2 separate regions of the Homo sapiens genome follow, and region 1 is linked to region 2. The links are chromatin loops, found by intact Hi-C in ENCODE. Cell type or tissue: testis. All regions are shown on one strand. Links, peaks and the distances in the headings refer to the core of each region. The heading gives the core; the rest is flanking DNA.

The links. Peaks named below come from ENCODE experiments on the same cell type or tissue, not always from the same donor. Only the 100,000 strongest peaks of a DNase experiment are listed, where the experiment ranks them.
Region 1: a loop joins it to region 2, with 2.9 times the contacts of the local background. A loop is called at or near these places in 57 of 110 quality-filtered maps.

What each region holds. Positions count from the first base shown.
Region 1 is chr2:210,228,451-210,241,541 of GRCh38, forward strand. It overlaps LOC124907972 (a long non-coding RNA gene), which reads left to right and starts at 132. Exons shown (of 2, transcript XR_007088064.1): 1 at 132-639; 2 at 1,833-5,528. In testis, for the core only: a CTCF peak has its summit at 5,161; a DNase peak (open chromatin) is centred at 5,291; H3K27ac peaks cover 4,733 bases.
Region 2 is chr2:210,394,445-210,407,535 of GRCh38, forward strand. All of the region lies in intron 1 of LANCL1-AS1 (LANCL1 antisense RNA 1), which reads left to right. Among named protein-coding and RNA genes, the nearest start is that of LANCL1, 76 kb to the right of the region's middle. In testis, for the core only: a CTCF peak has its summit at 5,228 (motif pointing left); no DNase peak of the experiment used is centred there.

The sequences.
Region 1 (13,091 bases), core at 1,730-9,729, 170 kb before region 2:
GTATTTTTAGTAGACACTGGGTTTCTCCATGTTGGTCAGGCTGGTCTTGAACTCCCGACCTCGGGTGATCCGCCCACCTAGGTCTCCCAAAGTGCTGGGATTGCTGGTGTGAGCCACTGCGCCTGGCCAACTCCACCTTTTAATACCCTTGATGAGACGGGACAGTGCTCTTGACCCCCTTTGCAGGCAGGAACTGGAGTGGCTCGTTTCATTCAACCCATCGCTGGCCACTCCTTGTGGGAGAGAGTATGCAAGCAACCAAGTGTGGAAACTTGAGTGAACTGAATGCTGGAATCCGCTGGGCATTCCTCTCTGGTGGGAGCAGGCTCCGTGCGAACCCTGTAGTGGTGTTCAAGTGTATTCAACCAATGCTCTTTCAGCTCTGCATCCAGGATGGCCAAGTGCCAACCAGCTTAGTGGAGGGTCAGGGTGGCAGCCCCTGCCCTCTCGGCACCTGGGTTCTTGCCCAGCATCCAGGAAGAATCAGGTCACATGAACTGTTTGAAAGGTGATGAATATGGAAGACTTTATTGAGCGGTGCCGGCTCTCAGTGGAAAGGGAAACTGGAAAGGGGATGGAAAGATGATCACTCCCTGAAGCCCAGCCATCTTCAGCTGGTCCCCTCTCTGAAGCCACAAGGTCTGAAGTTAGTCATGTCTACCTGTAGTCTCTGACACTCAGTTGTTTCTCTATTTGCTCCTCAGCCACTTGTATTATTGACGCTCAGCCACTTATATCACTGATGCTCAGCTGCTTGTGTTGCCATGCCAGCTGAAGTCTTTCATGGGCATAAGATAGAGGCAGGGGCAAGCCAAAAAGGCAACATTTGGGCAGAAAAACAGGGTCAGTTGTCTTCACTTAGGGTTGAGGTTTCAAGCTTAAGGGTGGGGTTTACCCAGGAGTCCAGCCCTTCTGTATCATTGGGAGTTAGGGTTTCTCAACATATGAATTTTCAGGGGGACATAAACATTCAGTTCATTGCAATAATCCATGTTTTCTGCTGATTTAAAATATGAACTCTATCATTTGCATTCCCTTATGTATTTAGGTCTATTTGTAGACTTTTCTATTTCACTCATCTGCTTGTCCGTTAATTCATTCAACAAGTATTTATTGAAAGCCTTATACATGCCTACATGCCAGGCGATCTTCCAGATATTATAAACAGAAATGAACAAAGCCCCCCCTTTTTTCTAGACGGAGTTTCGCTCTTTCGCTCAGGCTGGAGTGAAGTGGCACCATCTTGGCTCACTGCAACCACCACCCTCCCGGTTGAAGCGATTCTCCATTGCCTCAGCCTCCCAAGTAGCTGGGGTTGTAGGTGCCTGCCACCACACCTGGCTAATTTTTGTATTTTTTTAAGTAGAGACGGAGTTTCACCATGTTGGCCAGGCTGGTCTCAAACACAGCATATTTTTTAAACCTGTGGAACTTGTCTGTGGAGACGGACAAAAGCACATAAATATAAATCAGGTGCTTAGAGTGCAATGGAGCTAAGCCTGTATCTATTCACAAGCTAATTACCCACTGTTTTCATTATTTTGAACTTTGATCTAGAAAATGAGAGTTGGAAACACGGAGGAAAAGACAGAGAGAGAGTGAGGAAGGGAATTTTGGGGTGGGGGTGGAGGTGGGGAGAGTAAATGGGCTCAATCAACCAGATAATATTAGTATAATCCTGAACAAGTTGCTTATCTCAGATCTCAGATTTCTCAACTGAGAAATGGCAATACCTCACAAGATTGTTGTAAGGATAAAAGAAATGTTTGTAAAACACCCCACTCATAACAAACACTATTATCCTTAATATTTTTTTCCTTCTTATATTTTAGGTGGATAAAACCTTGTATGCATCAACTACCTCTCTTTCAAGATGGAATTTTCAGAACACATGGTCTGGGATTGGAGCTGGAGCTTGGAAATATTGAGTGGGTGAGAAAGACTTCATTGTTTTGTGACAGGTTATTGTGAAAACAGCCCACTTCTGCCTGAAGATCCAAGCCCAAGGCCTTCCTGGCCCCAGGGATTTTGGGATTCTTAAGAGCAAAAGAAGGAAAGAAAACATGAGAGACTTTGGTACTGGGTACGAGCATGAAAAGAGAAGGATTGGTAAAAAATATCTCTTGGGAGCTCCTGCTGTGATGCGAGGGTTAGTCCTGCCATCCCAGGGCAAACTTCATAAAAGAGGTCAGATCCAAAGATTGCAGAAGCCAGAAGAGACACTGCATCCTTCCTGGTTAGGCCTGGTTATGCCAGCTTCCTGGACTCTGCTGGCTGGTTGCCTCAATCCATGCCTCAGATTGGGTGGAGTCTACAGATTGAGGGCAAATCCCACCTCCTCCCAACCCCCACCACTAGGCCTATCTGGAAGACAGAAAAGAGCAGCAAGAAATCTCAGGGATTTTCTTTGATTACTCAGAGGGAAATAGTTTTCATACTCAGAGACTGATAGGCAGTCAATAACATTTGCTTTGTGAATTTTCACCCAGCTACTTCTGGATGAGATAATCACCTTTGCTGCTAAAGAAAATCTTAGCTCATTTTCTTCTTGGGGTGATGGTATAAGAGTTGATAAACAATTTGTAAGTATTTATCATCTGGCATATTTAACAAAATATCTTTGTGATCCATAAAGCAAGGCATAAATTACATTTGAAAGTGCATTCCATTAAACAAGAACATTAGAGAGAAAGAGAGAGAGAGAGACACTTTGGACCTTGATCTGTTCCAATGACATAGAAACTTGCTTTACAGATTGGCTTTCTCCTAGTGCACTATTGCAAAATTAGAGCTATACTAGAAACATCCTTAGAGTTTGATAATTGAATTACAGTGGAGAAAAATAAGGTTTATATTTCTTAACTATACCTTTGAATTTCTTACTACTACAGAGGATAATTTTCCTGGTCCCTGGGGTTAGTGGTGAAAAACTAATTGTTTTATTAAATTCATGCCTCATTCTTGTGACCCCAGATTTTCGAATTTGAATAGGAATGCAGTCAAGGGGTGAATTCTGACATCTTCATTCTTTACTTAGCTCTTAAAAGCCAAGATACTTTATATTACTTGTTTATACTAATCTTTGATCACAATATATTTACATTGCTGGCAAGTAAAGTCTCTTAATAATATAGCAGCAAATATTAGCTCTTCATTCAAAATTGTTATTATTCGGGAGTACTATACATGGTCTCTTACATTAGGATTTATGAAAGTAGGAATTAATTATGTTTATTTAATTCAAACAAGTGTTTTTCTCAAAGTAATGAGTGTTATGAAGGGAACTTATTTGACCACATACAACCCTGAGATTCTTATCTTTTTGGCAAATAGCACTAACTGTGGAAAAGCTTAAGATCAGTGGGGTTGTCGGTTTCCCCACACGTTGAGTTGATGATAGGTTATAATAAAAATATCAGACCAAATTCTGCCACTTATATAGGCATGTATTAAACATGTATTTGTAAGCAAGTATACAACAGTTCATAGAATAAGATAAAAACCTAGCTCTCTGTCCTCTTTAGTGCTCTAATGACTTCAAGCTGGCTCAACAATATTCCAGAGGCAAGATTCTATTACTCTTATAGTTAGCATCGGAAATCCAATGGATGGACACTGGATTCTTTGAGGATCAAGCTTGAGGTGCCAAGCATGGGATGCATTTCTGAAATATTTGAGTTTAATCGTATATCTTGAATACCACTTATTATTCCAGTGAGATCTGATTGATGATTAACTTATTGAACAAGTCACTAATTTTACCAATGAAAATATATTTCTGATGTTTACTTTGCTAATTAGCAAGACATCTGGGTTTGGTATACACATCTGGTGAGAGATGAAGGGCAGAAATTGAGGCACAGAAACAATAAGTGGTTTCCCTTAAGATCAGATAGCTAGTAAGTGTCTCAGCTTGTTTGTGCATCCCACAGTGAGGAGCCTGTGTTTTTTTAAATCTCTCTGGATTAGTTGTGCTGGTAAGTTCTCTAGAAGCAACTTGACTCCACTGTTTTGAGGGCAGAAATAAAATGAACAGGCTATAATTGAGGTTGTAGAAGAGATAAAAGAAAATCTGTGATGCAAGTAACTACACAGAGTCCTGTCTGTGAAATGCAGGAGGCTGTCCATAACTAAAGGCATCTACCTTTAGAAAGGCAGTATCAGATTGTCACTTATCTTGATGGTCATGAGATAGGGATGTTCTGGTTAATAAAATATTCTAGTTAGTAGAGATTCTCAGTAGACTCTATACTCTAATTTCTCATTTAAAAGAAATTGGACTCTTACAAAATAAACATGATATGAACCCAGAATTTAACTTACTATTTTCTTACTGTTATCCCAAAGACATTACATGATATTGAACACTTTGAGGTAATTATGGTACTGGGGGAGCATAATTGTTCCTACTAATAGAAACAAAATACTAAGGATTTTTCTAGAAACTCTTAAGAGCCATTTACCTGGCTAAGGATTTTTCTAGAAACTGTCCTTTCAAGAGCCATTTACCTGGAATAAAAGTGATGTGTATGATAAACAGTTGGCTATACAGACCCAAGATGAAATTCAAAATATGACTTCTGAAAATTCTGAATTCAAAATCAAGTTTTTGATACTTTAGGATCAGCTAGATGATCATCATAAATTTGTCTCCTTTCCACTTCAATTTTTTTTCATCTTCACCAATCTACACTATATTCAAGCCAACTTACCATTTCCCTTACTCCGTTTTCCCTGCAACTTCCCTAAGCTGTTAGTGTTATTGTACTACTCTTCTTTATGCCACTTAGGCTTGAATTCTTGGCCCAATTTCTCTCACTTCTGCATGAAGTCACCAAATGCCAGTGATTCTGCTTCTAACATATTTCAGACATCATTTCTGTCCATTCCCACTACCAGAAAGAAACTCTGTGTTAGTTTTTCTTTTACCTTTATTGACTTTTTATAATAGCATTTATGGCGTGTTGAATTGTGGCCCCCCAAAAATATGTCCAAGTCTTAACCCTGGTGCCTATAAATGTGACCTTATTTGGGAAAAGAGTCTCACAGATGAAATTAAGTTAAAGATCTTACCCTGGATTAACCAGGTAGATGCTAAATCGAATAAAAAAGTGTCTGTACAGGAAGAGAAGAGGAGAATCACAGAGAAGAAAGCCATGTGAAGATGGTAACAGACACTGGAGTCTGTAACCCCAAGTGTAATGCGACGGGTTCTCCACCAGGTTACTTAAGGGTGTATGTCCACTGCTTGAGCCCTGAAGACTGGGTGGTGAGCCAAGGTCATGGTGCTCAGCCAAGGAACACCATGTGCTGTGTTCCCTGAGAACACAAACATTTGGGAGAGTACCTGGGGACATACCAAGAAAAACACTCATCACACACAGAGAAGAAAAGCCAGAAAATTAGCTTAAAAGCAGCTTGAAGATGGGTGGGGTAAGGGGGTGTGTGGGGCAAATCTCCAGAGTTGTCCTGCTACCACCTAGGAATGCCCTGTATGTTAAGTCCTAATAAACTCACCTACTCATCAAGTTGGATTTGCCCAAGTCATTCTATAGTCTCTAGGCTCCTTCCCAGTTTGGGGGGTTGCATTAGTCCATTTTCACACTGCTATAAAAAAATACCTGAGACTGGGTAATTTATAAAGGAAAGAGGTTTAATTGACTCACTGTTCCACATGGCTGGGGAGGCCTCAGGAAACTTACAATCATGGTGGAACGTGAAGGGGAAGCAAGGCACGTCTTACATGGCGGCAGGAGGGAGAGAAGTAAGAGTGGAGGAAAAACTGCCACTTTTAAAACCATCAGATCTTGTGAGAACTTCCTTACTCTCACGAGAACAGCATGGGGGAAACCACCCTCAATGATCCAATCATCTCCCACCAGGTCCCTCCCTCAACATGTGGGGATTACAATTTGAGATAAGATTTTGGTGGGGACACAAAGCCATACCATATTGGGTGGTGGGGGACATTATATTTCCAAGCTTTTCTTTCAATACCCAAGCCAAGGAGTGCCTGGGGCCACCAGAAGCTAGAAGAGGCAAAATGTGGAGGAATCATTGCCCTGCTGACACTTTGATTTCAGATCTCTGGCCTCTCAACCTGTGACAGAATAAATTTCTATTGTTTTAAGCCACCTAGTTTATGGTAATTTGTTATAATCAGAAGCTGAAAGAGGCAAAATGTGGAGGAATCATTGCCCTGTTGACATTTTGATTTCAGATTTCTGGCCTCTCAACCTGTGACCGAATACATTTCTATTGTTTTAAGCCACCCCCAGTTTATGGTAATTTGTTATAGTAGCTCTGAGAAAGTAATATAGCATCTATTTTCAGATACCCTGCTTTTCCCTGAAGTCTGTCAGTCAGAAGTGGCCATCTGTTGCCTTACTAAACAGAGCCTATTTCCACTTTTTCTATTAACTGCAGCCACTTTTTCCTTGGAGAAACATTCTCTTCCCACTCTACCCATGGATGTGGTAGACTACATCAACAGTTGCAGTTCTTTACCCTTCTCTGTGCCACACTCTTTAGTATATACCTTCAGAGTTCCTCCCATAAAGTTGGAATTTATTTCTCCAACACATTTGATTTTCTTTGACCAATAGAGTTAGGCAAAAGTGAACCAAGTCCTCAAGAAGCTTTGCATGTTACTGATTATTCTTTTGTGTTCCTGCCACGCCGTGAGAAGGCAATGAGAAGAACCAGAGCCTTCCTAGCAAAATCTCAGCAGACTTAGGCATGTGAGCAATAAATGCTTATCACCGTAGGCCATTGAACTTCTGTGATTTTGGGTTATGCAGCACTGCTGCAGCAAAAGGTAACGGATATAATGGGGCTGCTATATTCTTCCAGCTGAAAGTTTGTGACTTGCACACTGTGATTATTTTAGAGCTGTACATGTTAATCATGTCCTCTGAAAATAAACTCAATTCTGAGGCTGGAAAGAGAATGTCTTCCCCTGGACTTGATGCCAAGAAAGCAAGAGTGAGCAGATCTAAAATCTAAAGGGGGACTTTAGTGGCCAGGCCTGGAAGTGGCGTATGCTCTTTTGACGTATGTGCCATAGGCTGTAACTCATCATGTGATCACACGTGGACTCCCTTGGCTCCATCTAGATGTGAGGGGTCTAAAAAATATTGTCTTCCTTTATGCTCAGGAGGAGAAAGAAATGCTTGGTGACCATGTGGCCTTGACCTTGCCATATCTGTCGTCTGCATCTGGTAAAATCCTCTGAATATAATGTGACTTTTTTCATATTATCATCTTAAAAATTTGATTTGCAGAGTGAATTTTTTTTGTGTTTACTTTATTCCCCATCCAGGTTGATTCAGTCAATCAGGCACACACAGAAGCACGTATTTATCAAGTTCTACAGGTACAAAGATGAATATGATCTGGTTTTTGCCCTCAAGAGCTTGCCGTCTTGGGAGAGAAATAGGCATAGACATTATAAGCTGATGTAAAAGTCACAGTTATAGTGGTATTTACACATTGCTAATGAAGCACAGATGAAATAGTTTCTTGATGGTAGGGACTATCTCTTATTTGTCTGTGTATCCCCACAAGTACAAAGGATGTGCAAGGGGAGTCTTATGTGTGCCAAATACTCAAAAATATTTGATGAGTGGATACAAACAGGCAAGTGAGCCATTACGGAAATGACAGATGATTCCTAAGGATTTTGAGATATACAAAATTAGAGTGTAGAGGGACCTATGCAGATGGAGATTTTGGTTTTCTTAATTAAATATCAAACAAAAAACATACAAAAAAGATTTGGTGACAGTTTTAGGCATGTACAGAAGGTAAAATGCTGAAAAGTCTTAAAGAATATTGGCAAAGTGCCTCTATCTGTAATTTATGAAGTGGTAAGTTTGTGAGAAGGTAAAAACCTATTCACAAAATTGTACTTTTGGCAATTATGACTTTGTACCCAACCTATTTAGTTACAATGTTTGAGTTAGTAGGGGGATTTAATAACTTGAGAAAATTATAAATACTTACCAGGATGTAATGAAATGTAGTTTTTGCTTAGAAGGCCTATTTCTTGCATGAAATTTTGAATTCTGATCTCTCATTTACCTACTGAAAGCTTTCATTCAACTGTGAGTGAATATTGGATTCACCTGAGGAACATTTTTAAAATACCTGCTCCCACATCTGATTTTGTGAATCAGTGACTGGAAGGCAGAGTCCTAGTTGAGAATCGCTAGTTTACTGCATTCACCTCTTAAGAATTCTGTCTTCCTGTATCGACTTCTTATTGCTGCTGTAACAAATTGCCACATATTTGATGTCTTAAAAGAACACTAATTTATTATCTTACAGTTCTGGAGGTCGGGAGTCTGGAAAAGGAACCTATTCCATTAGGGCATCAACTAAAAATATGAAGAAAAATTATAATCTGGTACTTTCTAGAGGATTATTGTAGCCAAGAAATAATGATTTAATCTGTACTCAAAAAGTAAAGACCGAAATCTAGTATTAAGTGTTACACTTTACCCTTGAAACAATTTATTTAGCTGCCTTTTTTTATTAAAGAGAAAATTATAGCAGGGCCAACTTGTGTACAAGGGGAGTTTTAGGCTTATTATGCTTGCCTGATTGTCTGCATAAAATGCAGCAAGAATTGATTGGCTATAAAGACTCCTTTTGAGTTAGTTTTGCTGCAACTTTACCTAAAAAGAGGCTATTTTAGTTTCAGCCTTGGTAAAATAAATAATGTCTCCAACTGTTTTTAAAAAACCCATTATTGAACTTATGCAGACAACTCTATTGTCTGAAATCACTTTCATTGGGCTAAAATCAAAGCGTTCCTTTTGGATCCTCTAGGGAAGTATCCATTTCCTTGTCTTTTTCTTTTCTAGAAGTTGCTTGCATTTCTTGGCTCCTGGCCCCTTTGTTGACTCTTATTTGGAAAGAGTGTTGTTCAGATACAATCAGTTAAGAATAGAGTAGACTCATAATCCACTATGACTGGTGTCCTTATAAGAAGGGAAAATTTGGAGACAGACATACATAGAAGGAAGATGATGTGAAGCGACAGGGAAAAAAATGGCCAACTACAGGCCAAGGAGGAAGGCTTGGAACAGATTCTTCCCTCATGTTCCTCAGAAGGAACCAATCCTGTTGATATTATTTCAGACTTCTGGGCTCCAGAACTGTGAGACAATAAATTTCTCTTATTTAGCTACTCAATTTGTGATACTTTGTTACAGTATCCCTAGAAAATTAATATACCCACTATAACAGCTCTTATATCATAGGCCAAGATACAAATGTGAGAGTTCTGAAAAATTCCATGTATGTCTGTTTCCATTGTACATTTAGGGAATGACCAGTGGTGTGTCCATGGACCTAGTGGATCCACTGTGAAGCAAATCTGGGCTAGGACTCCACTTATTTTCTGGATTCCATATATTACCACACTGTCATGGGTGCCATGATAATACTTTGGGTTTCTAGTATATATGTTAACAGTTCTCTGTCATCTGAGTAAATGGCCATAGATCCTTTTGGGAAGATGAGGGAACTATCATTGTGTACTTTTGCTGTGGTGTTTCAGGATTGTTTCTCCAGTTTCTCTTCAGTCTGAAAAGGGTTCTGGGTCTGAAAAGTAGCTCACGTCTGAAAATTGAGCAGGAGGTCACTGTGACTTTATTTTGTAGCAACTGCCCTCAAGCTCCTGATCATCCTGTCTTGGTTTGTTTAGATTTTATAGGCTGAGCAATACCTTGCTGGCTACCCATCTGTTTTGCTCCTAGTTATGCTATGTTCTTTTAATTATCTCCATAGGTCTCTCTCTTTGCAGGTCAGGTCTCTCTGGTTAATCCCTCAACCTTACTGATTATTACAATATTTGTGCTCATCTTGCTTCTCATCGGTAAGTACCCCCATCTGGCCTCTATTAGTCTAGGAGCCTATGATGTCAATTCTTATGAAAGAGCTCAGCTCTGTAATAGCTGTCAACCCTGGCCTCTGGGAGATAGAAACCAATGAATTTAATGATGCTGATGCCTCTCTTAGAACTCCTTATTTATTATTTTTGTAGACAGAGTGTCCTTCAACATACTCCTCTATTGGGTTTTTCAGACTTACATAATATGTCCATTTTAGCATGCCAGCTTCTAAGGGTCTTTTGATTCCTTTTCCCGCTGTCTGCCATGTCAGTTCTAGTATTTCTATTTCACTTCTGTGGACAAATGCTTTCTCCACACTGTCTGAAAATATCCTTGCAGCATAATATCACCATTTACAGAAGTCCTTTATAGGGTGTTAAATATTATATCATTGGAGAGTGCTCCCATATTGTCAACCTCTCCTTATTTATTATTTTTTTGAGACAGAGCCTTGCTCTGTGAGCAGGCCGAAATGCATGCTCTTGGCTCACTGCAACCTCCGCCTCCTGGGTTCAAGCAATTCCCTTGCTTCATCCTCCTGAGGAGCTGGGATTACAGGTGTGTACTGCCACGCCAGGCTAATTTTTGTAATTTTAGTAGAGACAGGCTTTTGCCATGTTGGCCAGGCTGGTCTTGAACTTCTGGCCTCAAGTAATCTGCTCACCTTGGCCTCCCAAAGTGCTGGGATTATAGGCATGAGCCACCACACCTGGCCTACCTCTCTTTATTTAACTTTACTTTCAATTCTTCTTGGTCCATCACTGTAAAGATCCAATCTCATACCCACTCTCATCCCTCCTGCCAGTACATGTTGGCTAGTTCCTGCGGCTCATTTGAGATAGAATTCTATTCCTATATTAGTAGGCTCAGCACTTCCTCTACCAGACTATATTGTGACAACGTGAGTTATTGTTCTTGTGGCCAGAAGAGAGGGAATGAGAATAGATCTTGAAGGATGTACATATTGCTTTGCAAGACAGAGCCTCTTCACCTGAGTCATTAGAGAGTACTAGTCTTTAACAGGGAGGAGTGGGCCACCTTTGCGGACCCTGAGGATTTAGGAGGACCTGAGATTCAAGATTCTTGATTGTCTCAAACCAAAGTCCTCATCCTATGTTTTAGGGTCTCAGTACTTTCCAATTAGTGAACCCTCAAACTTGCCAAGATTGAGAATTCAATTTTCTCTGGAGCACTGATGTCTTTGAAATCAAATCCTGGGCATGATCCTCAGCCGTTCCTCTGCCTGAAATGAGAGAGATGAGAATCTCTTTACATCTTTTCAAGAATGTCCGAGTTTATACATCTATGCTTTAATTGAGAATTAAATTAAATTTAATTTGCCTATATCCTCTCATTTTTCCCTAACACATATCTCCCTCACCTCTGAGTTGAATTGTGTTCCCCAAAATTCATGTCTTCTTTCTCTCCCTTCCTTCCTCTCTTTTTCTCTTTTCTTTCTTTCTTTCCTTCTCTTCTCTTCTTTCTTTCTTTCTTTCTTTCTTTCTTTCTTTCTTTCTTTCTTTCTTTTTTCTTTTTCTTTCTTTCCTTCTTTCTTCCTTCCTTTCTCTCTCTTTTCTTTTCTTGTCTTTTCTTTCTTTTCTTTCTTTCTTTTTCTTTCTCTCTCTCTCTCTCTCTGCCTCTCTCCCTCCCTCCCTCCCTCCCTCCCTTCCTTCTTTCCTTTCTTTTTTTTCTTTTTTTGATGTAGTCTCACTCTGTTGCCCAGGCTGGAGTGCAATGGCATGATCTCGGCTCACTGCAACCTCCGCCTCCGAGGTTAAAGTGATTCTCCAGCCTCAGCCTCCCGAGTAGCTGGGATTACAGGCGTGCACCACCATCCCGGCTAATTTTTGTATTTTTAGTAGAGACAGGGTTTCACCATGTTGGCCAGGCTGTTCTCAAACTCCTGACCTCATGATACGCCTGCCTCAGCCTCCCTAAGTGCTGGGATTACAGGCGTGAACCACCATGCCCAACCAATATGTTTATGTGCTAAACCCCATTACCTCAGGTTGTGACTGTGTTTGGAGATAAGGTATTTGCATATGTAATCACCTAAGTTAAGATAAGGTTATTGGTGTTTGACCTAATTCAATATGATTTATATTCTTATAAAAAAGGAGAAATTTGGACATGAAGGGAGCATGCCAAGTGAAGGCAGAGATGAAGGTGGTGCTTCTGCAAGCCAAGAAACATGAAACATTGCTGCAAAACCACCAGAAGCTAGGTGAGAGCCATAGGACAGGTTCTCTCTCATAGTTTTTAGATGGAAACAATCCTGCTGACATTTTGATCTTAGACTTCTAGTCTTCAGAGGTGAGACAGTAAATTATTGTTGTTTGTGCTACTTTGAGAAAGTGATTCTAGCAAACTAGTATATTCCCCAAGGTCATCTAATACCATAGGCCTAATATTTACTCCTTCCTCTGAATTTCTCAGATGCCTCAGATTTGGTTCATTTCAGTGCACTGACTTTGATCTACATCTCATCTGAGCTTATTACTCATGATAGTCTTAACAATTGCATTGGTACATCTTGCTCGGGGATATTCATGTTCTTTCTACCTCCAGTGATGGAATCCTCATTGCCAATGGTGACGTGATCCAGCTCCAAAAGTCTTATTTTAGAATTTGCCTCTTGAGTCCACATATCGAACCAGTGGTCTTAGGCTGTGTCCCTAGAAAAGACTTTGAGATGGAAATGTGCCTGTAGAAAGTTTATTGAGGAGTGGTCTTAGATCAATACCTGTGAAGAGAAAAGAAAATAGGATTAGTCAGGAGTAGGAATTAAACTGTAATGTTGTAGCAACAAGGGCCTCAGCCAATCCCACAGGGAGCTCTAAAGATAGGATAACCCTTCAGAGTTGTGAATTGAGACAAGAGTGCCAGGCCTTTATAGACCAGCATCAACCTGGTGAATGTGGGCTGCCATTGGAGGTTGGGCTAAAAGCTGTCAGTCCACCACACTCCCAGAGCTGGGGATGAGGGCCACCTTTCTGAAGTGGGGAATATGGCCAGTTCATAGCATCCGTTGCTCTTTCCATTATGAAACATGTAGACATACTAGATAAAGTGTAATAAATGACCTCTGTATCCATAGGAGGCTTTTGGTATGTACCTGACTACTTGAGCCAACATGTTTCTTTCTACTCATAAAAATTATTTAAAAAGCAACTCTAACAACTTACAAACAAC
Region 2 (13,091 bases), core at 1,640-9,639:
AGTCTCTTCCTATTTGTAAGTCCCTCAATCTCCCCTCAACTTTCATGACCTTGACACTTTTATTTTCTTTGAGACAGAGTCTCGCTCTGTCATCCACTGCAGTGGTGCAGTCTCGGCTCACTGCAATCTCCGCCTCCCGGGTTCAAGCGATTCCCCTGTCTCAGCCTCCCGAGTAGCTGGGACTACTGGCATGTGCCACCACGCCCGGATTTTTTTTTGTATTTTTAGTAGAGACAGGGTTTCATCGTGTTAGCCAGGATGATCTCGATATACTGACCTCATGATCAGCCCACCTGGGATTACAGGCATGAGCCACCACGCCCAGCCGACCATGACACTTTTAAAGAGTCCTGCAGGCTGGGCACAGTGGCTCACACCTGTAATCCCAGCACTTTGGTAGGCTGAGGCAGGCAGATCACCTGAGATCAAGAGTTCGAGACCAGCCCAGCCAACATGGCAAAACCCCGTCTCTACTAAAAATACAAAAATTAGCTGGGTGTGGTGGCGGGCACCTGTAATCCCAGCTACTTGCCTCCAGATTGGTGGAGGATGAACTAATAGTGGATTTGGTTTCAGCCTGGAGTTGCTGTGAAATGGTGACACACTGCAGTCAATGCAAAAGTCTTCAGGCCTCGAGTGTTCTGAACACATACCTGCCTGGAGGAGATTCTCCAGCCCTGAAGGAATGAAGGAATGTTCCTCTAACCTCAGTCCCAACCTAGCAATGAGCCGAGATGGCGCCATTGCACGCTGTCTTAAAAAAAAAAAAAAAAAAAAATCCTGCTTAAGTATTTTGTAGAATATTTATCAATTTCTGTTGTCTTATGTTTTCTTATGAATAGATCGAGGCTATGCATTTTTGGCACAAATACTACAGAAATGATGTTGTACTCCTAGCTCATAATCCAATATCATTACTTATTTTCTTGCTAAATTGTTTCAACTTCGGTCTTTCAAAGCTACTTTAGGCTGGCTCCTGTTATCATTTCAACATGCCTTCATCCTTTTTTTGAGCATTTCTTTACTTTGTGGCACCAAAAGTGTTCTAAGCTCATCTTATATTTTCCCTTCCCCAGCTCTGGAATCAATCAGTTTTCCAGGAAGCCTGATATTAGGTCTTCGTGATTGGTGTGTTCTTCTCTTTTTTCCTAAAGTTCTGGGCCTTCAATGGTTTATTTCCTGAAACTAATAAATATATGCATTATCATTCACTAGGAGCGGGTCTGTGTATACTTTTTCTAAACTGAAATTGTAAAGGAACCTTGAATATGAGTTCTGGCCACATTATCAAAGGCCAGGCATAAGCCTCCAGGACATTCAAGCAAGCTTTTCAAGGACATTGCTCAAGAAAGAAGTTATTTCTGACATTTCTCTTCCCTTATTTCCCATGTCTAACTGGCTGCATCTGTGAATCCTCTCACAAGTCTGTCCCCTCTGCTCATCTTCACTGCCACTTCACTGGTTTTGGTCCTTCCCTGGCCCATGTCACAGCCTCCTGATGGTCTTCCTGATTTCATTCTCTCTTTCCTTCAACTCATCTTCCACATGGATGCATAAATAATCATTCCATTTGCAGATCCAACCTCATTGCTTACTCCTAAAGCTAGAAGAGGATGGTTTTTCTACATTTTGATGGTTTTTCTGAGCCTATCATTGGCGATATAGTTCTCTCATATTAATAGTGGTGGTTCTCAAACTTTTTGTGTAAGAGAATCATCTGGAGGGCTATTAAAATATAGCTTGCTAGGGTCCACTGCCAGATTTCCATGCTAGTAGGTCTGGGATGTAGTCTGAGAATGTGTACTTCCTGCAAGTTTCCACGTGATGCTGATGATGCTGCTTCAGGTAACTACTGACCAACAAGATAATGTCCAAACAGCTTAACGAGAAACTTAAGACCTTTTAACAACTAGGTCTTTGTACCTCCCATCTCTCTACTTTTTTTCTCAAACATGCTGTTCTTTTTCATGTCTTGCATGACCTCTGCATATAGTAATTTCCCAACAGTTCTGCCTGTTCATCTTTGTCTCCTACGTTTTTCTACATTTTGCAGATTACTATTCTGGCTCCCCTCTTTCCTATTCTTCCAACTTGAGAAGGCTTGTTATTCCTCTGGGGCCCAATAGTACTTGATACATAGCTTACTATGAAAATTACAACTTGGTGTTGGATTTAGTAATTTACTCATTCACCCAGTAGTTCTTGAGTTCTCTAGAAGCAGGACAGTTCCAAGTTCTTCTTTAGTCTTGGTTCTCCAGCTCTCAGTCCTCACAGCACCCAGTCTAGAATAGGCACTGAATAAATGTTGAGAGAAACACAACATTTTCAAGGAAGGTATTATGATCTTTACACTAAAGGAGGTAATAAAGAGTTTCCAAGAACACTTCAAGATCTATTACTGTTATATTACAGGTGAAAGTTTATTTTAAATAAGAGATTATCTTAAGATATGGAATTAGCTAAAAGATTTAGGAACTCTGATCACTTATTGAAACCAGGTAATTTGAATCAGGATTCTCACACAAGTTTAGGATGGCCTAGTGGTCTGGCAACATGGCATCAAGTGAAACAGATTTGGCAGTTCTGCTGTGATCCAGACTGGTAATTAAGTCTTCTTTTCTGTGTGGGCTGTTAATTGGTCTACCTGAAGAATTGCCAATCCCCATTTGTAGTCTGTAGACAGTATTATTTACTGTCAACAGATGTCAGCTATTATAGTGACCATCCTTAGTCTTCTTAATTACATCATACCCATCAACTGAAATCTAGAACCAGGGTTCTTAACCAACTCTTGATGGTCATTGAAAAGATTTGGTGGCCTATGAACATGGATGGAAAACAATCACATATTAATTTTCACCAAGTTATAACTGAAGTATTTCCTTCAATTAATTACTGATATAGGCAACAAATACAATTGTATTGGGGGTACCTGATAACTTTTTGTCATTGATAGAAATCATCTATATTTTTATACTGTATTATAGCAGTTATTTCTGCTTACAATTATTTCAAAATTACAATAGTTATTAGATGTGCTAATAAAGGAGCACATACACTATTATATCACACATTTTGAAATATTTTGATATCTGTATTTCAAAATCAGTTGCTTTCTCTATAAGTGTTGTTTACATATTTAACACAGAATCCTATGTGTGCTATTTTATATATTTAAAACATTATTCTGAGAGTGGATCCATATCTTTTAAGGGGATCTTGAAGTGGTCCATGACACCAGAAAGGTGAAGAACCTCCACTGTAGAAGGTAAGGTTAGGATTGAACTCTGTTGACGTTCACTGCATAACATAGTTTTGTAGGAGAATTTTTAAAAAGCAATAGAAAAAATATCAAGTTTACTTTGGATACTCAAGTGTCCATTTAAGGAGTTCATAAAATAAAACAATGATTAATGAATTATAGCAGAACATTTTCTCCTATTATGTACAAACTGCAAGTGAAATAGTCTTTGATTTCTTGGGCCACATGCTCGCAGTACGGTAATAGTTAAATTAATTTCTAATATGTCTCATCTCATTATGGATCTGTGCAATAGTCTCTTTCAATTTTAAATTGAACTTCAGGGGAGATTAAATACTTAGGTATTCCAGTTTGTATAAAATTTCTAGATTCATACAAATTAAACTTCCTCTGTCTAAATGACCCTAATCATTCTAATTTAGCTAGATGGAGCTTATTTCCTTTTGACAGGGCTTGTCATGTTGAATCTTACCCAGGGAGATGAACAGCATGCCAAGTGGGTAATAAGTATTCCAGATGTTGCCTTGCTGCTTTCCAACAAAGTTATTAATAAAAGTCAGTTGCTTCTTATCTTTTTTTATCCTCTAATATTGCTGAGAATCTAAACTTCCTTTCTCCCAATTAAGATATGGTAATTTAAAAGTACAGTAAATGGGCTGCTGCAGAGGAAGGTGATTTTTATATAAGTGGCTATCCATCATGAATGGTACATCAGGGATTCTTAGGGCAATCTGAGGCTTGATGGGACTGTGGGTGGGAAAAAGTGAAGGAGAATATGAAAAAGATTTGACAGAGCTCTGAGTCTCAGATTGTTCATGTGTGCTGGGGAAGATTGAGCATCAAAAGAGCCATTTTATTTACTTTTGGCTGGAATAAGAATACAGGTGGGAATAGCTACCACTATAGCCACTTGATTAAAATTGATCTCCCCTAGTTAGACTGTGGTGGGAAGCCTTGAAAGACTCTTGGTCCACCTTCTATGCATACCTACATCCCGTCTCTGCAGCGGCCCTGAGAGGCCTCTATGCAACAACTACCAAGGTCCTTTGGTGGGAATTCACGTGTCTGTCATCAAGAAACTGAAATGAAAGTGTGTTTGGACTGCAGAGAGGAGAACAGTGGTGGCTGAAGGGAGATATGAGCCTGGAGAGAGATTCAGAGGCCAAAAGTTACAAGGCCTGATTTCAGGACAACTTCTACATAAAAACATGCCTTTTAAAGCTTACTGGAAATATCTAATTTTTATTAGGTATAAGAAAATTAGATATTATTCAGAGCTAGGAAAAGCCTAATCATAATAGATAATGTTAATTATAATACTTTGCCAGTGTGATGGCTTGAGTCTCTTTCAAAACACTTTGGGCTTGGTGGATTTTATGTGAATTTTCCTTCAATTAAAAAAAACTGGGCTTCCTTTTACTTTGCTCTCTCTCCTTTTAAATTCAAAGCCATGGAAAAGCTTTTGTATTTTAAAAGGTATAGAGGGGTGGTTAATATTACTTTAGAGAAAGAAGAGATGTAAATAATTGGCAAAGTGAAATAAAGTTATTTTCAGAAAACAGTCTTAATCAGCAACAGAACTCACATTTGCACATTCATATATATATATACACACAGCCTTGCACTGTCTCTCATCCTTTGATTTTGGTTATAGCTAACAATAACCTGACATCTAGTTTAAACCACTTTGAACTTTAAAGTGGAAGAAATTTTGCATTAACACCATGTTTGCTATGAAATCAGTACTTCCAGCGTTTCCAATATGCTTGAATGGTTATGTGGATTTTTTTATTCAGACACAATTTCCTCAAATGTCAACAAAGAAATGCCATTCTGGGTGCAAATATTTTTCTCTCCTATCATCTCCATTAGTTTTTCAACTTTATTAACTATTGAAATTATTAAACTGAGCTATACTGACATCTGCTGGACAAAAATCTGCCTTAATAATTAGACAGATTTAATAACTAGGTAGTTACTATTGAGTAGGAAGCAAAGCTATATTAAACAAAATAGAAAGTAAAACTAAGTTAAACATAGCATCATTAACTTATATGTAATACATCTAAGTAAACATTTCTAAGTCCATTTCTCTAGCTGGTGAAATTGTTATTTCAATTTGGTGGTTTAACACACATTTTCTGTGCACCCATAAGCATTACACACTGCATATACTCAGAGGGTCTGGTGTAGATAACAGGGTCCTTTCTTGAAAGGAGTGGAGGGTCTGGTGGGGAAGACATACTGTATATATAAACAGATATTTTCGCGAGTGTTCTCTCCAAGCTGCCTTCTGTCAGCATCACAGTGGATGGTCCTGTACCCATTGTTCCCAGAACATCTTTGTGCAGGGAACAAACCAGAGCAGGATCATTTTGTCTGTTAAGCAATACAGACATAGTTATTTGGGCATAGGAATTTTTCATGGGCCTATAAATATGGGTGTGTATTCTAAAATGCAACACAACAACAGAAAATTAAGATTACCAAATTTCAAATTAAATGTCTATAGAAAATATAATGTTAACTTCTCTATTTTTAAAACTGAGTATTCATGAATTTTAGGTTAGACACCTTCACTTCTCAGGAATTCCTGGTTATGTGTGATGAGTTCTAAAAAATCACAGCCAATTATTAAAACCATTAAACAATATTTGTAGCCAAATATTGTCAAAAGAAAAAGCATAACAATCTTTTAAAAATTTATTAAAATTTTAATAGAAAAATTAAAGTGAAATGTACATGCACTTTTAATGTACTTGAGGTAACGTGGGGAGAGATTATGATGATCTTTTAATTGCCTTTTAATTGAGCTAAGACAGAAGCTGAGCAGAAAAGGGGTTGGGATGTGCATGCTCTCAAAGGGAGGGTGTACTACAGTTACGGAGAGGAGAAGTCATGAGCAAAAGAACAGAAGTATGACTGATTGACTGACTATAGATCGAATTGGAATAAAGGGATGATTGATATTGAAACAGTGGTTTTCAAACTTGACCAACATCACAATCACTTGGAGGATTTGTTAAGGCATATTGCTATTCCCTGCCTCCAGAGTTTTTGACTTAGCAGGTCTTGATTGGACCCTAGAATGTGCATTTCTGTCAAGTTCTCGGTAATAAAAATTTATGTTGCTGTTCCACACTGCATTTTGAAAACCAATGGTCTGAGATAATATGCAACTTTTTTTGCCTTGAACACCCAGGTATTTGGTAATACTATTAATTGTCTTAGGAAGTTCAGATGAAGGGACAACATAGAGGAGTGGGAAATAGAAAAGATGATGAATTTGGCTTTTTTAAGGAAACAGAAGAAAATCCATCAAAGCCAAACCTACAGAAGGTCTTCTAGTATGCCTCAATAAAATGTGAAAGCAACTCCTGTTATTCAAAGTAATATTATTTTCTTATTTTAAAATCTTATTTTAACTCAAGTTAAAGCATTGAAGTTACCTAAGATGCTAGTATTTGATACATGATACATTGGAATCTGTGTTTTACCCTGGTTTATAAATAGCTTAAAATCCACTTTTATTTATTTATTTTTTATTATACTTTAAGTTCTGGGGTACATGAGCAGAACGTGCAGTTTTTTTACATAGGTATACACGTGTCTTAGTGATTTTCTGCACCTATCAACCTGTCACCTACATTAGGTATTTCTCCTAATGCTATCCCTCCCCTAGACCCTCACCTCTTGACAGGCCCCGGTGTCCATATGTTCTCATTGTTCCCCTCTCTGTGTCCCCGGTGATGCTCCCCTCTCTGTGTCCATATGTTCTCATTGTTCAGCTCCCAATTATGAGTGAGAACATGTGCTGTTTGGTTTTCTGTTCTTGTGTTAGTTTGCTGAGAATGATAGTTTCCAGCTTCATCCATGTCCCTGCAAAGGATGTGAACTCATCCTTTCCATTGGCTGCATAGTATTCCATGGTTTGTATGTGCCACATTTTCCTTATCCAGTCCATCATTGATAGACATTTGAGTTAGTTCCAAGTCTTTGCTATTGTGAATAGTACTGCAATAAACATACGTGTGCATGTGTCTATAGTAGAATGATTTATAATCCTTTGGGTATATACCCAGTAATGGGATTGCTGGGTCAAACGGTATTTCTTGTTCCAGATCCTTGAGGAATCGCCACACTGTCTTCCACAATGGTTGAACTAATTTACACTCCCACCAACAGTGTAAAAGCGTTTCTATTTCTCCACATCCTCTCCAGCATCTGTTGTTTCCTGAGTTTTTAATGATTGCAATTTGATACACGATACATTGGAATCTGTGTTTTACACTAGTTTATAAATAGCTTCTAATTGGTGTGAGATGGTATCTCACTGAGGTTTTGATTTGCATTTTTCTAATGACCAGTGATGATGAGCTTTTTTCCATATGTTTTTTTCTTGACTACATAAATGTCTTCTTCTGAAAAGTGTCTCTTCATAGCCTTCACCCACTTTTTGATGGGGTTGTTTTTCTCTTGTGAATTTGTTGAAGTTCCTTGTAGATTCTGGGTATTAGCCCTTTTGTCAGATAGATAGATTGCAAAAAATTTCTCCCAGTCTGTAGGTTGCCTGTTCACTCTGATGATAGTTTCTTCTGCTGTGCAGAAGCTCTTTACTTTAATTAGATCCCATTTGTCAATTTTGGCTTTTGTTGCCATTGATTTTGGTGTTTTAGACATGAAGTCTTTGCCCATGCCTATGTCCTGAATGGTATTGCCTAGGTTTTCTTTTAGGATTTGTATGATTTTAGGTCTTACATTTAAGTCTTTAATCTATCTTGAGTTAATTTTTCTATAAGGTGTATGGAAGGGGTCCAGTTTCAGTTTTCTGCATATGGCTGGCCAGTTATCCCAACACCATTTATTAAATAGGAAGTCCTTTCCCCATTGCTTGTTTTTGTCAGGTTTGTCAAAGATCAGATGGTTGTAGATGTATGGTGTTATTTCTGAGGCCTCTGTTCTGTTCTAGTAGTCTATATATCTCTTTTGGTACCAGTATCATGGTGTTTTGGTTACTGTAGCCTTGTAGTATTGTTTGAAGTCAGGTATCATGAAACCTCCAGCTTTGTTCTTTTTGCTTAGGATTGTCTTGGCTATGTGGGCTCTTTTTCATTTCCATATGAAGTTTAAAGTAGTTTTTTCTAATTCTGTGAAGAAAGTCAATGGTAGCTTGATGGGGATAGCATTGACTCTAGAAATTACTTTGGGCAGTATGGCCATTTTCATGATATTGATTCTTCCTATCCTTGAGCATGGGATGTTTTTCCATTTGTTTGTGTCCTCTCTTATTTCCTTGAGCAGTGATTTGTAGTTCTCCTTGAAGAGGTCCTTCACATCCCTTGTAAGTTGTATTCCTAGGTATTTTATTCTCTTTGTAACAATTGTGAATGGGAGTTCACTCATAATTTGGCTCTCTGTTCGTCTGTTATTGATGCATAAGGGTGCTTGTGATTTTTGCACATTGATTTTGTGTCCTGAGACTTTGCTGAATTTGCTTATCAGCTTAAGGAGATGTTGGGCTGAGATGGTGGGGTTTTCTAAATATAAAATCATGTCATCTGCAAACAGAGACAATTTGACTTCCTCTCTTCCTATTCGAATACTCTGTTTATTAGCATGAAGGAGCATTGAATTTTGTCGAAGGCCTTTTCTGCATCTATTGAGATAATCATGTGGTTTTTGTCATTGGTTCTCTGTATGTGATGGATTACATTTATTGATTTGTGTGTATTGAACCAGCCTTGCATCCCAGATATGAAGCCAACGTAATCATGGTGGATAAGCTTTTTGATGTGCTGCTGGATTTGGTTTGCCAGTATTTTATTGAGAATTTTTTCATCGATGTTCCTCAGGGATATTGGCCTGACATTTTCTTTTTTTGTTGTGTCTCTGCCAGGTTTTGGTATGAGGATGATGCTGGCCTCATAAAATGAGTTAGGGAAGAGTCCCTCTTTTTCTATTGTTTGGAATAGTTTCAGAAGGAATAGTACCAGCTCCTCTTTGTACCTCTGGTAGAAGTCGGCTGTGAATCCGTCAGGTCCTGGACTTTTTTTGGTTGGTAGGGTGTTAATTACTGCTTCAGTTTCAGAACTTGTTATTGGTTTATTCAGGGATTCGACTTCTTCCTGGTTTAGACTTAGGAGGGTGTATGTGTTCAGGAATTTTCCATTTCTTCTAGATTTTTTAGTTTATTTGCATAGAGGTGTTTATAGTATTCTCTGATGGTAGTTTATATTTCTGTGTGATCAATGGTGATATCCCCTTTTTCATTTTTCAGTGTGTCTATTTGATTCTTCTCTCTTTTCTTATTAGTCTTGCTAGTGGTCTATCTATTTTGTTGATCTTTTCAAAAAACCAGCTCCCGGATTCATTGATTTTTTTTGTAGGGTTTTTGTGTCTCTATCTCCTTCAGTTCTGCTCTGATCTTAGTTATTTCTTGTCTTCTGCTGGCTTTTGAATTTGTTTGTTCTTGCTTCTCTAGTTGTTTTAATTGTGATGTTAGTGTGTCAATTTTAGATATTTCCTGCTTTCTTTTGTGGGCATTTAGTGCTATAAATTTCCCTCTACACACTGCTTTAAATATGTCCCAGAGATTCTAGTACATTGTATCTTTGTTCTTTTTGGTTTCAAAGAACATCTTTATTTCTGTCTTAATTTTGTTATTTACCCAGTAGTCACTTAGGAGCAGATTGTTCAGTTTCCTTGTAGTTGTGTGGTTTTGAGTGAATTTCTTAATCCTGAGTTCTAATTTGATTGCACTGTGGTCTGAGAGACTGTTTGTTATGATATCCATTTGATTGCATTTGCTGAGGAGTGTTTTACTTCAATCTATGTGGTCAAGTTTAGAATAAGTGCAATGAGGCGCTGAGAAGAATGTATAGGCTGTTGATTTGGGGTGGAGAGTTCTGTAGATGTCTATTAGATCTGCTTGGTCCAGAGCTCAGTTCAAGTCCTAAATATTCATGTTAATTTTCTGTCTCGTTGATCTGTCTAATGTTGACAGTGGGGTGTTAAAGTCTCTCACTATTATTGTGTGGGAGTCTAAGTCTCTTTGCAGGTCTCTAAGAATATATATATATATATATATATATGCAACAAGAAGAGCTAATATATATATATATATAAACAAGAAATAACTATATATAGTTAACAAGAAATAACTATACATATATAACTATATTTATTTCTTGTTATATATATATATATATATATATATATATATATATATATATATATATTAGCTCTTCTTGTTGCATTGATCCCTTTACCATTATGTAATGCCGTTCTTTGTCTCTTTTGATCTTTGTTGGTTTAAAATCTGTTTTTTCAGAGACTAGGATTACAACCCCTGCTTTTTGCTTTTTTTTGGTTTCCATTTGCTTGGTAAATATTCCTCCATCCCTTTATTTTGAACCTATGTGTGTCTTTGCACATGAGATATGTCTCCTGAATACAGCACACCGATGGGTCTTGACTCTTTTTCCAATTTGCCAGTCTGTGTCTTCTAATTGGGGCATTTAGCCCATTTACAATTAAAGTTAATATTGTTATGTGTGAATTTGATCCTATCATTATGATGGTAGCTGGTTATTTTTTCCGTTTCTGATGCTGTTTCTTCATAGCATTGATGGTCTTTACAATTTGGCATGTTTTTGCAGTAGCCGTTACTGGTTGTTCCTTTCCATATTTAGTGCTTCCTTCAGGAGCTCTTGTAATGCAGGCCTGGTGGTGACAAAATCTCTCAGCATTTGCTTGTCTGTAAAGGATTTTATTTCTCCTTTGCTTATGAAGCCTAGTTTGGCTGGATATGAAATTCTGTGTTGAAAATTCTTTTAAGAATGTTGAATATTGGCCCCCACTCCCTTCTGGCTTGTAGGGTTTCAGCCGAGAGACCTGATGTTAGTCTGATGGGCTTCCCTTTGTGGGTAACCTGACCTTTCTCTCTGGCTGCCCTTAACATTTTTTCCTTCATTTCAACCTTGGTGGATCTGACAATTATGTGTCTTGGGATTGCTCTTCTCGAGTAGTATCTTTGTGGTGTTCTCTGTATTTTTAAAATTTGAATGTTGGCCCATCTTGCTAGGTTGGGGAAGTTCTCCTGGATAATATCCTGAAGAGTGTTTTCCAACTTGGTTTCATTATCCCCATCACTGTCAGGTACACCAATCAAATGTGGATTTTGTCTTTTCACATAGTCTGATATTTCTTGAAGGGTTTGTTTGTTCCTTTTCATTCTTTTTTTTTTTCTAATCTTCTCACTTTATATCATTAAGTTCATCTTCAATCTCTGATATCCTTTCTTCCTCTTGATTGATTTGGCTATTGATACTTGTGTATGCTTTACAAAGTTCTCGTGCTGTGTTTTTCAGCTCCATCAGGTCATTTACATTCTTTAAACTGGTTATTCTAGTTTGCAATTCATCTAACTTTTTTTTTGAGGTTCTTAGCTTCCTTGCGTTGGGTTAGAACATGTTCCTTTAGCTCAAAGGGGTTTGTTACTACCCGCCTTCCAAAACCTGCTTCTGTCAATTCATCAAACTCATTTTCCATCCAGTTTTTTTTCCCTTGCTGGTGAGGAGTTGTGATCCTTTGGAGGAGAAGAGGCTTTCTGGTTTTTGGAATTTTCAGCCTTTTTGCACTGGTTTCTCCCCATCTTTTTGGATTTATCTACCTTTGGTCTTTGATATTGGTGACCTTCGTATGGGGCCTCTGAGTGGATGTGCTATTCCTTTCTGTTTGTTAGTTTTCCTTCTAACAGGCCCGTCTGCTTCAGGTCTGTTGGAGTTTGCTGGAGGTCCACTCCAGACCCTGTTTTTCTAGGTATCACCAGTGAAGGCTGCAGAACAGCAAAGATTGCTGCCTGTTCTTTCCTCTGGGAGCTTTGTCCCAGAAGGGCATCCACCAGATGCCAGCCAGGGCTCTCCTGTATGAGATGTCTCTCAGCCCCTACTGGGAGGTGTCTCCCAGTCAGGGACCCACCTGAGGAGGCAGTCTGACCCTTAGCAGAGCTCGAACACTGTGCTGGGAGATCCACTGCTCTCTTCATAGCCTTCAGGCAGGGATGTTTAAGTCTGCTGAAGCTGCACCCACAGCCACCCCTTCCCCCAGGTGCTCTGTCCCAGGGAGATGAGGGTTTTTATAAGTCCCTGACTGGGGCTGCTGCCCTTTTTTCAGAGATGCCCTGCCCAGAGAGGAGTAATCTAGAGAGGCAGTCTGGCCACAGTGGCCTTGCTGAGCTACAGTAGGCTCTGCCCAGTTTGAACTTCCCCATGGCTTTGTTTACACTGTGAGGGTAAAACCACCTCCTCAAGCCTCAGCAATGGCAGACGCCCCTCTTCCCACCAAGCTCGAGTGTCCCAGGTCAACCTGACTGTTGTGCTGGCAGCGAGAATTTCAAGCCTGTGGATCTTAGCTTGCTGGCCTCCTTGGGGTGGGACCCACCAAGCCATACCACTTGGCTCCCTGGCTTCAGCCCCCTTTCCAGGGGAGTGAATGGTTCTGTCTCACTGGCATTCCAGGCACCACTGGGGTATGGAAAAAAAAATAACTCCTGCAGCTAGCTCAGTGTCTGCCCAAATGGATGCCCAGTTTTGTGCTTGAAACCCAGGGCCCTGGTGGTGTAGGCACTGGAGGGAATCTCCTGGTGTGTGGGTTGCGAAGACTGTGGGAAAAGTGCACTATCTGGGCTGGAGTGCACCATTCCTCAGGCACAGTCCTTCATGGTTTCCCTTGGGTAGGGGAGAGAATTCCCTGACCCCTTGTGCTTCCCGGGTGAGGCGACACCCCATCTGCTTTGGTTTGTCCTCCACAGGCTGCACCCACTGTCTAA